2 separate regions of the Homo sapiens genome follow, and region 1 is linked to region 2. A link is an interaction called in ENCODE POLR2A ChIA-PET data of the cell type or tissue named here. Cell type or tissue: PC-9. All regions are shown on one strand. Links, peaks and the distances in the headings refer to the core of each region. The heading gives the core; the rest is flanking DNA. Region 1 has its middle 300 kb from the start of CCDC140. Region 2 overlaps LOC105373900 (a long non-coding RNA gene).

Evidence for each region. ChIA-PET counts read pairs that join two places held together with the same protein. Peaks named below come from ENCODE experiments on the same cell type or tissue, not always from the same donor. Only the 100,000 strongest peaks of a DNase experiment are listed, where the experiment ranks them.
Region 1: POLR2A ChIA-PET joins it to region 2 with 10 read pairs; 2 of 35 experiments call an interaction of 5 or more read pairs at or near these places.

What each region holds. Positions count from the first base shown.
Region 1 is chr2:221,997,595-222,002,979 of GRCh38, forward strand. No RefSeq gene overlaps it. Among named protein-coding and RNA genes, the nearest start is that of CCDC140, 300 kb to the right of the region's middle. In PC-9, for the core only: no CTCF peak of the experiment used is centred there; DNase peaks (open chromatin) are centred at 2,267 and 2,937; H3K4me3 peaks cover 311 bases; H3K27ac peaks cover 2,163 bases.
Region 2 is chr2:221,939,931-221,945,315 of GRCh38, forward strand. All of the region lies in intron 1 of LOC105373900 (a long non-coding RNA gene), which reads right to left. It also overlaps the pseudogene LLPHP3. Among named protein-coding and RNA genes, the nearest start is that of CCDC140, 360 kb to the right of the region's middle. In PC-9, for the core only: no CTCF peak of the experiment used is centred there; a DNase peak (open chromatin) is centred at 3,371; H3K27ac peaks cover 1,284 bases.

The sequences.
Region 1 (5,385 bases), core at 109-5,108, 57 kb after region 2:
TATGCCCCTCTGCCCAGCTGGAGAGTCCATGGAGTGAAGAGATTTTGCCCACCCAGAGCCTGGAACCACCACCTGTAGACCATGCTCTGGGTGTCCAGGAATCTAGAGTTTACTGCTCAAACATAGTCCTAAGTCTAGTTCCAGGATCTGTGCAAGGATTCTTCTCTGCATCCATGCTTCTGTTGGCAAAACTTCAGGCCTGAGGAATATCCAAAAGGCAATGATTTGCAGGAAGGATAGACACAGAGCTCAAACATATAGGCTAAAATGTGCAAACGTGTGCTTATTTAAGCTCCATGAGGTGTGAGATGGAGCAGGGGGTGGAGAGTGTGGGCTACAAGCATGGATGGCAGGCTAGGCCAACACTGCCCTGGCCACTGCATTCTAGCACATAACTCTGGAACTCTGAGGAGTCCCAAAATCCAAAATTAAGCTTTTCTAGATTATTACAAAAGATTATCATTCAAGATAGGAGAATAAACCATACTTTATTTAATATGTTAGCTTGATTTATAAATATTTAGATGTATGATACATAGGTATCCATTTGTGCTTTTACCATGGACCCCAATAATGTGAACTGTAAGCCTGCTAGGTTTTGGAGTCCAAGCTTAATTGATTTATTAAAAATATTTATTACATTTCTACCTTGTGCTAGGCATTGTTTTAGGCTTTCAGGGACAGCAGTGAACTGGACAGATAAGGTCCTGCTGCCTAGGAGCTTACATTCAAGTGAGAGAAAATAAGTTGAGTAGTCTAGGTAAACCAATGCATTCATCCATCCATTCATTCATTTACACAACAATTATCAATTGCCAAACACTGCCCCCTGGCATTTGGGGTGGTTTACAAAACAGACATGAATCCCTGGCCTCATGAAGATAATTTCAGATATTAATAAAGGTAAAGAAAGAAATTTAAAAGGGGTGAAATGTTAGAGAATAACAAATGAGGGGCACTGGCCCCATAACTGAGGTTCTTAGGAAGACATCTCTAACGGGATTTATAGGATAGAAGGATTTGAGAGTGCAAACAGCCAAGAAAAGAGTGTTCATATGGAAGGAAGAGTGGGAGCAAATACCAGGAGGAAAAAACCTGGGGAGTTCATGGAATGGGAAAAAAACATGTGGCTGGAGCATTATAAACAAGATGGTGAGTGTTGCTGTGTAGACAGAGAGGGAGGCAACTGAGGTTTTATCCACTATGCCTTACATCTGAGTCCCTAATTCCTGTGTTTTGTGAAGGTCTCAGGCAGTCAACAAAGAAAGATAACAGCAGGAAAGCAGTGAAAGTCACTGAAGTGTCCAGGGCTCTGTCTTATCCTGGTTCAGTTCATCAGGCTGTGCCATGGGCTCTTCCAATAAACACAGCCATTGAAATGAGATGTCTTGAGAAAGTGCCCTCTCAGGGTTGGGGTCGCTGCAGCAAAGTGAATGGCTTGTCGCAGTACACACAGCTGGTCTACAAGTGTCTGCTGTTACTAGCAAATGAGCAAAAGCACTTAATCCACATCTCCATCCAGCAAGTTGCTGGATGACGCCGGGGTCATGTTGCACCGTCTGTAACTACTAACTGCCATGCTTCCTGTTGACAAGATTTGCTCTCAGCAGCAACTCACCTATGGATTTGCTAGTGTGCCAGACACAGACTGGAGGCTTTCTGTGCATTTCTTCGCACTAGTGAATTCTCACAAGTCAATGACTGAGGTATCATTATCTCCATTTAAAAGGAAAAACCAAAGTTCAAAAAGAGGAAGTATTTGCCATAAGTCCCGTGTTGATAAGTGGTGGATTTCTTTGCAGGACCTATGTTGTCTGCCTCTGCAGATGGAATATGGCCACTGGTCTGACATTTGCATGAAGAATTAAGTACTCAGCTCTGTGGCAAGATATGCCTAGAATCCCACCCTGGTCATTGTGCCACTGTGTGGCTTTAGGAGAATTACTTTATTCCTCTGAGCCTCAGTTTTCATCTCTGAAAAGTGGAGATAATTGTAATACCCACTTAAGGGATTGTTGAGAAATAATGCATGTCAGGTGCCTGGAATTTAACAAGAACTCAACAAATATTAGCTGGTTGCATTATGCTTGCTTTGCTCTGCCTCTCTCTTCTTTTCAACATCTATCATGGAGTCCAAGTTGCTTATCCATCCTAAGTACTCTTTCGCCACAAGTCACCCATTGCCTATTTAACAATCTGCCAGAGCTTATCAAATAAGGGTGTGACAAACGAACTATAAGCTATGAAACCGTAAGGCAAACCGCCCATCAGGGATTCAACACAAACGTTCACAGGGTAAGTCAGAACGAGGAGATGAGTCACTCAGGCATCTGAAAAACAGTTATCCTTGTAAGTGTGTGCATGTTTGTTTGAAATAACCTCCTGGTTTTTGCTAGACAGCCTGAGTCCCAGAAGGACATTCCAATCCATAGTCTGTCAAATTCCACCCAGTTATCATTCTTCTCACTTGCTAAACTAGCCTCCCAGGAAGATAACACCCACTTATGCATTAGTGATGCTTCCCAGAAGTTTCAAAGGGAAAGACCATTCTAAGAACGACTGGCGCAGAATCCAAATTGGCCAGGTACTCACACATACTTGATTCTCCAGCCTTCTCTGTGGTCTCTAGACGGTTAGATATTTCTTCTTTGTACCAGATGTTCGAATTTATTTAAAACATTGAACACATCCTTTGGACAGGTGGTGGAGAGCACTGAATGCAATTAAGGAGGAGGTGAGATGATTCACTCCATCTTCACCTTAGTGTTCGAATTTATTTAAAACGTTGAACACATCCTTTGGACAGGTGGTGGAGAGCGCTGAATGCAATTAAGGAGGAGATGAGATGATTCACTCCATCTTCACCTTAGCTCTCATGATCTTCCACCTTTAAAGGTTTTGTGGCCAGCTCTCCTGCAGTCCTCCATGAGTCACTCCTGAGCTTTCATTTCCCATCTGCAGCAGCTGCTGTCCACATGGTTCACAAGACCATTGTTGTTATAAAGGAGATCACATCATTTATGAAGTACTTGGAATGCTTAAGAGGAAAGGGCATTGGGTAAATTTAAGGTACTTGGTATTGTCACTACTTTTTAATCTTAATGGCTACAGGGAAAAATGAGTGGTCTAATGCAGTGACTTTCAAGCTATTGTGCTTGTAACCTACAATTAAAAAATAAAATAAAGTTGATAACTTAACCTAGCAAGTAACCCTGAAACTAAAGTTTTGTGTAATAGTACTTATTCTTCCTAAGTACTGTATACTCAGATAGTTTCTATTCTATTTCATCTTAAAAAAAAATACTGGTTGCAATTTACTCAATTGATTTTTTGACCCACTAACAAGTCAAAACTTGTAGTTTGTAAAACACTATTGAAAGTCTAAAATCTATTTATATCCTTTAATACAAGACAAATTAACCTCAGGTCATATGTATTTCCCTCTCCCAATAAATATGTGCGCACATATTCTCAAAAACTATTTGTTCTTTTCAGAGTAAATAATATTAATTCAAGATTATTGGTCACTTTCCTGATTAGCCTTATGGTACTCAAGACAGAATAAAGCTGCACATTAGATGAGCTACTCACATTCATTCTCCATATGTCACATTATTTTAGGAATACAAAAACCAGAAAACATGAGGCTTCTGAAAATTATGCATATTTACATGTACTTCTGGTTAAAAAATCTTGAACAGGCAGATTTTTCTCTTGAGATTTTGGATGGGTTCATTTCTTAACAGAAAATGCAAACATGCATATTCTTCTTTTTATAAGATTAAAAAGTCACTTTATGACAAAGAAGGGAAAAAGAAAAACAAGAAGGCAATGAGAAAGAAGAAAAAAGGAGGAGAAAAATTGGAGGAGAAAGTATCCAGATTTAAGTTTGTTGCCTGTAAATCTCTTTCAATATAGTTGGTAATTAATATTAATCAAATATCCTAAGTTTATAGGATAATGATAGTCAAAACTTACTTAAAAGAATGCTATTTTTATTCTTATACACCAATAACAGACAAACAGAGAGCCAAATCATGAGTGAACTCCCATTCACAATTGCTTCAAAGAGAATAAAATACCTAGGAATCCAACTTACAAGGGATGTGAAGGACCTCTTCAAGGAGAACTACAAACCACTGCTCAATGAAATAAAAGAGGATACAAACAAACAGAAGAACATTCCATGCTCATGGGTAGGAAGAATCAATATTGTGAAAATGGCCATACTGCCCAAGGTAATTTATAGATTCAATGCCATCCCCATCAAGCTACCAATGACTTTCTTCACAGAATTGGAAAAAACTACTTTAAAATTCATATGGAACCAAAAAAGAGCCTGCATTGCAAAGTCAATCCTAAGCCAAAAGAACAAAGCTGGAGGCATCACACTACCTGACTTTGAACTATACTACAAGTCTACAGTAACCAAAACAGCATGGTACTGGTATCAAAACAGAGATATAGACCAATGGAAAAGAACAGAGCTCTCAGAAATAATGCCTCATATCTACAACTATCTGATCTTTGACAAACCTGACAAAAACAAGAAATGGGGAAAGGATTCCCTATTTAATAAATGGTGCTGGGAAAACTGGCTAGCCATATGTAGAAAGCTGAAACTGGATCCCTTCCTTACATCTTATACTAAAATTAATTCAAGATGGATTAAAGACTTAAATGTTAGACCTAAAACCATAAAAACCCTAGAAGAAAACCTAGGCAATACCATTCAGGACATAGTCATGGGCAAGGACTTCATACCTAAAACACCAAAAGCAATGGCAACAAAAGCCAAAATTGACAAATGGGATCTAATTAAACTAAAGAGCTTCTGCACAGCAAAAGAAACTGCCATCAGAGTGAACAGGCAACCTACAGAATGGGAGAAAATTTTTGCAAACTATTCATCTGACAAAGGGCTAATATCCAGAATCTACAAAGAACACAAACAAATTTACAAGAAAAAACAACCACATCAACAAGTGGGAGAAGGATGTGAACAGACACTTCTCAAGAGAAGACATTCATGCAGCCAAAAGACACATGAAAAAATGCTCATCATCACTGGCCATCAGAGAAATGCAAATCAAAACCACAATGAGATATCATCTCACACCAGTTAGAATGGAGATCATTAAAAAGTCAGGAAACAACAGGTGCTGGAGAGGATGTAGAGAAATAGGAACAGTTTTACACTGTTGGTGGGACTGTAAACTAGTTCAACCATTGTGGAAGTCAGTGTGGCGATTCCTCAGGGATCTAGAACTAGAAATACCATTTGACCCAGCCATCCCATTACTGGGTATATACCCAAAGGATTATAAATCATGCTGCTATAAAGACACATTCACACGTATGTTTATTGCGGCATGGTTCACAATA
Region 2 (5,385 bases), core at 292-5,291:
TCGCCTCCCAGATTCAAGCGATTCTCCTGCCTCAGCCTCCTAAGTAGCTGGGATTACAGGCGCCCACCACCACACCTGGCTAATTTTTGTATTTTTGGTAGAGATGGGGTTTCGCCATGTTGGCCATCTGGTCTTTAACTCCTGACCTCAGGTGACCCACCCGCCTCAGCCTCCCAAAGTGCAGGGATTACAGGCATGAGCCACCGCACCCAGCCGAAATATTCTTTTTCTAATGCTTATCTATAGGCATATCCAATTCAGGGAAAGGAAATGTGAGCTCTTTGGGAGATGCAGTTTTGGAATTGAACTCTGGAAGATATTTTGGATGTGAGGGCTAACTGCGACTTTTAATAATATTAATTTCTCACAGTAGTTGGGTGTTTTCCAATTTAAAAAGGGCTGACATTTACAAAAATGTATTTCTTTAGAAAGGTATGAATCTGGTAAAAGAGAAAATGATTGCTTTGCCCACTGGGGAGGTGCTTGGGGAGACTTCCTCTGCCTCATGTCACCTGCTGGTCTTTTCTGAACTCCATACTTGGGCGGGCATCCAGCACTCTAATCCATACCACACCCTCCTCATTTTGGCTCTTGAGAGAAAAACTGGTAAACAGTTTGGTTTTAGACAGCAAGTTCATGCCTTTAGTAATAAGGAAAGCTTATTTCTAACTTCTCTGAAAAGGATATAATAATGCCTTTAATAAGGAAAGCTTATTCTGACTTCTCTGTAAAAGAAATAACCATAATGCTTTTGTTGAAGTGACATCACTGAACTATAATTATTTTCTAGTACAGAGGGGTGTGTAAGGAGGAATTTTGTAGAATATGTAATGTGCAGTAGTAATCCCAGCTACTCGGCAGGCTGAGGCAGACAATTGCTTGAACCTGGAAGGTGGAGGTTGCAGTAAGCCGAGATCACGCCACTGCACTCTAGTCTGGGTGACAGAGTGAAACTCGGTCAAAAAAAAAAGAAAGAAAGAAAGAAAAGAAAGAGAGAGAGAGAAAGAAAGAAAGAAGGAAGGAAGGAAGGAAGGAAAGAAAGAAAGAAAAAGAAAAAAAGAAAGAAAAGAAAGAAAGAAGGAAAGAAGGAAAGAAAGAAAGTTCAGAGTAGAGGTTTTTCAAGATATTGTGATAGTTAACTTTATGTGTCAACTTTGCTAGGCCACAGTCCCCAGATATTTGGTCCAACATTATTCTAGATGTTTCTGTGAAGGCATTTTTTTAGATAAGATTAACACTTAAATCAGTAGACTTAGAGTAAAGCAGATTACCCTCCGTAATGTAGGTGGGCCTTACTCAGTTAGTTGAAGGCCTTAAGAATAATAATAATAATAATAATAATAATAACAACAACAATAATAAAGCCTGATGTCCCCAGGGGAGAGAATTCTGCCAGCTGACGGCCTTTGTTCTCCACCTGCAACATCACCTCTTTCCTGGGTCTCCAGCCTGCCAGTCTACCTTGCAGACTTTGAACTTGACAGCCTCCACAATCATGTAAGCCAATTGCTTAAAACCTCTCTCTGGGTGTGTACACACACACACACACACACACACACACACACACACTCTCTCTCTCTCTCTCTCTCTCGGTTCTATTTCTCTGGAGACCCCAGGCTAATACAGATATTAAGAATATCTTGCACCATGACTATTCCATTAATAAAATTCCATTCTCATTTTTTATTTGAAGGAGAGAAAATCATTTTATAAATCAAGAGGATGTGCCAGTTTACAACAGTTTTGTCCAAATGCCAATTTACCCTTTCTTGAAAAGGTACTCTTGAAAGAAGATAGAAATCTCCACCCCTTCCATGAGCCACGGAATTAGTAGGGAATCCCTTGATCAAAACTAAATGTCATATTGGTATTCAAGAAATTTTCCATAATTACACATGAATTCAATAAGAATAACCCACCTGCTGCAGGGTGTGAGAGGGAACCTGACAGAGAATAAAATGGAAAGACAGAGCTGGTGGCACCAAATGACCACAGTCTACCTGGTGCAGGGGATGGACTCTGGAGATAGGGTGGATTCCAGGTATTAGTAACAGCACAGTGACAAGAAAAGCTTCAAGTAGCTCATCCTACCAAAGTCACTTTACTACCAATAAATCACAGAAATCCCAAAAGCATTGCATTCAAATCATAAGAAGAAAAACCTCTTACCTTCAAAACTCTTTCCCCACATGCAAATCCCTGGTGGCTTAGCTTAAAAGCCAGAAGCATTTGAAAAGAATACTATTTATCTATTAATCATGGATTTTTCTGCCAACTTTTTCAGACTAAAGATTGTTCTGATATGTAAGAAATTCAGAAGAAACACTAGATTTGCTTTTAAAAGAGTAAGCTTCCTTTATAAAAAAGATTATATTTTACTGTACAAATTAAATTAGGAGTTATTTTTTTCAAAAGCACTGATTTCTAAATTTTTTGACTATCATATTTCTACAAGTGTCATTTAAACTACTAATCAAAATGTTCAAAATAACTGAGTTAAAGTAAAATTTAACAAATACATATTTCACAAATTAAAGTGTCTTTAGGTATGCAACCCTAACCATGAGTGTATATTTAGAAATTATATTCTTGTAATATTTACTAATGTGTCATGACTGTTATAAAACAAATACAAAGGTAGAACATTTTAGAGAACAGTGTAAAAAAAAATTTTGAAAGATCTAGTATTCTTTCTTTATTCCACAATAGGTGGTCTTGTTTAGACCCCACATAGAGGAAGACTGCCATAGAGAGCACCTCTTCAATTTCTGGCCATCTGAACTCCTATAGAGTATTAATCTACTGGAAATATAAAAGTGATAACTTTATTTTAGCTTGATAAATACAAATCAGTCCAATGTGGCCTAAACTATTACTATAAAAATTGTTCTAGAAATTCCTTTATCATAGTGATATCATACAAATCTCTGACTTTTCTCCCTGATGTGTTTCTGGGGAAAGTGCTTTTCTAAAGTCCTCAAGAAGCCACTTCAGTACTTCCTCAGAACATAGTTTCATATCTCTTTGTTCAGTACATTTATCTTTGCTGCTTTTTTAAATGGCACATCACATTCTACATTTGTGATTTATTTTTTAGCCCTTCTGTCTCCCACAATACAAATTTAAACTTCCAAGGGCAGGCAAAGCGTCTTCTGTGCCTCTCATTGCTCTGCAAGTAATGGGTGATCCTTAGAGTCATGTTTACTCAGTTCTTCAGAGAAGGAAAGTAATTGATGATCTCACTCTGGTCAGAGAAAGCAAAATAACTTTAATGGTGTCAAACAAATCGCAGTGGCCTTTATTCATAATGCATTCTCTTGAAAGGCCAGCTTGCTGCAAATATATGCCCTGGACCAGCTGAGCAATAAAAAGAACAAGGGTTTGTGACACAATGTTCCAGGAAGTCTGCCAGCCACAATTCTGAGCCTTCTGCAGGGTAGGAAAAGGGCAGCTAGCTTCAAATGCAAGCAAGCCCAGGAGAGAATGAGAAGAGCACAGTGTACCCTCAATACTTGTCAACCCTAACATGAGGATGCACTTGGTCACCATTTTCCAAAAGGAAGGTCAGAACCTCTGAACCTTCCTTGTGCAGAAGTTTTGAAGGTCTGAAGGTGTGTTAGTGGTCCACAGATTCACATTCAAGATACTCAGAACAACAACAAAAAAATCAGGACTAAATTGAGCATTATGATATCATTGTTAGTCATTCCTCCAGTAAAGTAATGAGTTATTTACTATAAAGTGTGAAGTACATGGGAGAAAGTATTATGCTGCAAAGGACCATGAAATTTATTTTGTTTCAACAGAAAACACAGTATCTCAGAAATGGAAGAAAATTTCTCTGCCCAACTCCTTTGTTTATGTCAATTTTTTTTTTTTTTTATTTAATAGGTGAGGAAGCTGAGCATTGGAACTTGTATATTTTCTGAAATACACAAGTAGCTAGTGGAAGTGTCAGGATTGGATTCAGGGCAGAATAACACAAGAGCTAACACTAAGAACTAATTTATTTTATATTTAGTCCTTAGGTCTTTGAAGTATTAATATTTCAGTGTTAAATAACTGGGGAGGTGGGAAAGGGGACAGGAGCAGAAGAAATGTGTTGATTTGCCAAGTCATTTCAAGACCAAGACTCATATTTACATTTTATTTTTGATTGTAAAATTATTACATTTGTGGTAATAAGTTACATCACTATAGAATTGCATTATAAAGACAAAAACCACTAACCTCAAGAGTTGTCGCCGGTCGGCGTGATCCTGAAGTGTGTGTGTTCGTTTCTCAGGTAAAATATGGCTAAAAGCTTATGGAGTAAGTGGAAAAGAAAGATGCGTGCTGAAAAGAGAAAAAAGAATGCCCCAGAGGAGGTCAGCAGGCTTAAAAGTATTCTCAAACTAGACGATGACGTTTTAATGAAAGATGTTCAAGAGATAGCAACTGTGGTGGTACCCAAACCCAAACATTGCCAAGAGAAAATGCAATGTGAGGTAAAAGATGAAAAAGATGACATGAAAATGGAGACTGATATTAAGAGAAACAAAAAGACTCTTCTAGACCAGCATGGACAGTACCCAATATGGATGAACCAAAGGCAAAGAAAAAGGCTAAAGGCAAAGCGAGAGAAAAGAAAGGAGAAAAACAAAGCAAAAGCAGTGAAAGTGGCAAAGGGTTTGGCCTGGTAGACTCTTAAAACCTTGGAAAATGCCACATGGGATAGATGACGGATTACAATGTATACACGTGTATACTTTTATTTCAACTGCCACCAAATGAAAACCATTTGTTTTCCTATTTTAACTTGGCCTTTTTTCTTCAATTCAAACCCAGCATAACTCCTCAAGTTTGTTTTGGGAACTTGAATAAAATATTTTCTTTGATACAAAAAAAAAAACATTTGTCACTGTAAATAGCTATGCAAGTATTATTTCAAATCTTTTTCTATGTTAGCCTAATACGCATGCACACACACTCATTTGTATGATACATTTATGCACATATATAAACAAAAATGTTTTTTGTTTCAAAATGGGTACATACTAGGCAAATTGCTCAGTAATTTGCTGTTTTTCACCTAACAATAAATCAGAGATGTCTTCCTATGGCAGCATGCATAGATCTGCCTCGTTCTTTTTAATGGCAATATCATATTTCATAGTACGTATGTACTGTTGTTTATTCTCCTATTGAGGGAAAAGTAGGTCAGTTCCAATTAGTTACTCTTAAAGAAAATGCTGCGTTAAACATATGAACCCCAATTGTGATGCTATTTCTTCAGGTCAAATATCTAAAAATGGGATTGCTGGGTCTTATTGCTGAATTATTTTAACAAGACTTGTAACACAGGTGTTTGGGGTTTTTGTTTGTTTTCAGAGGGGATTTTTCCTA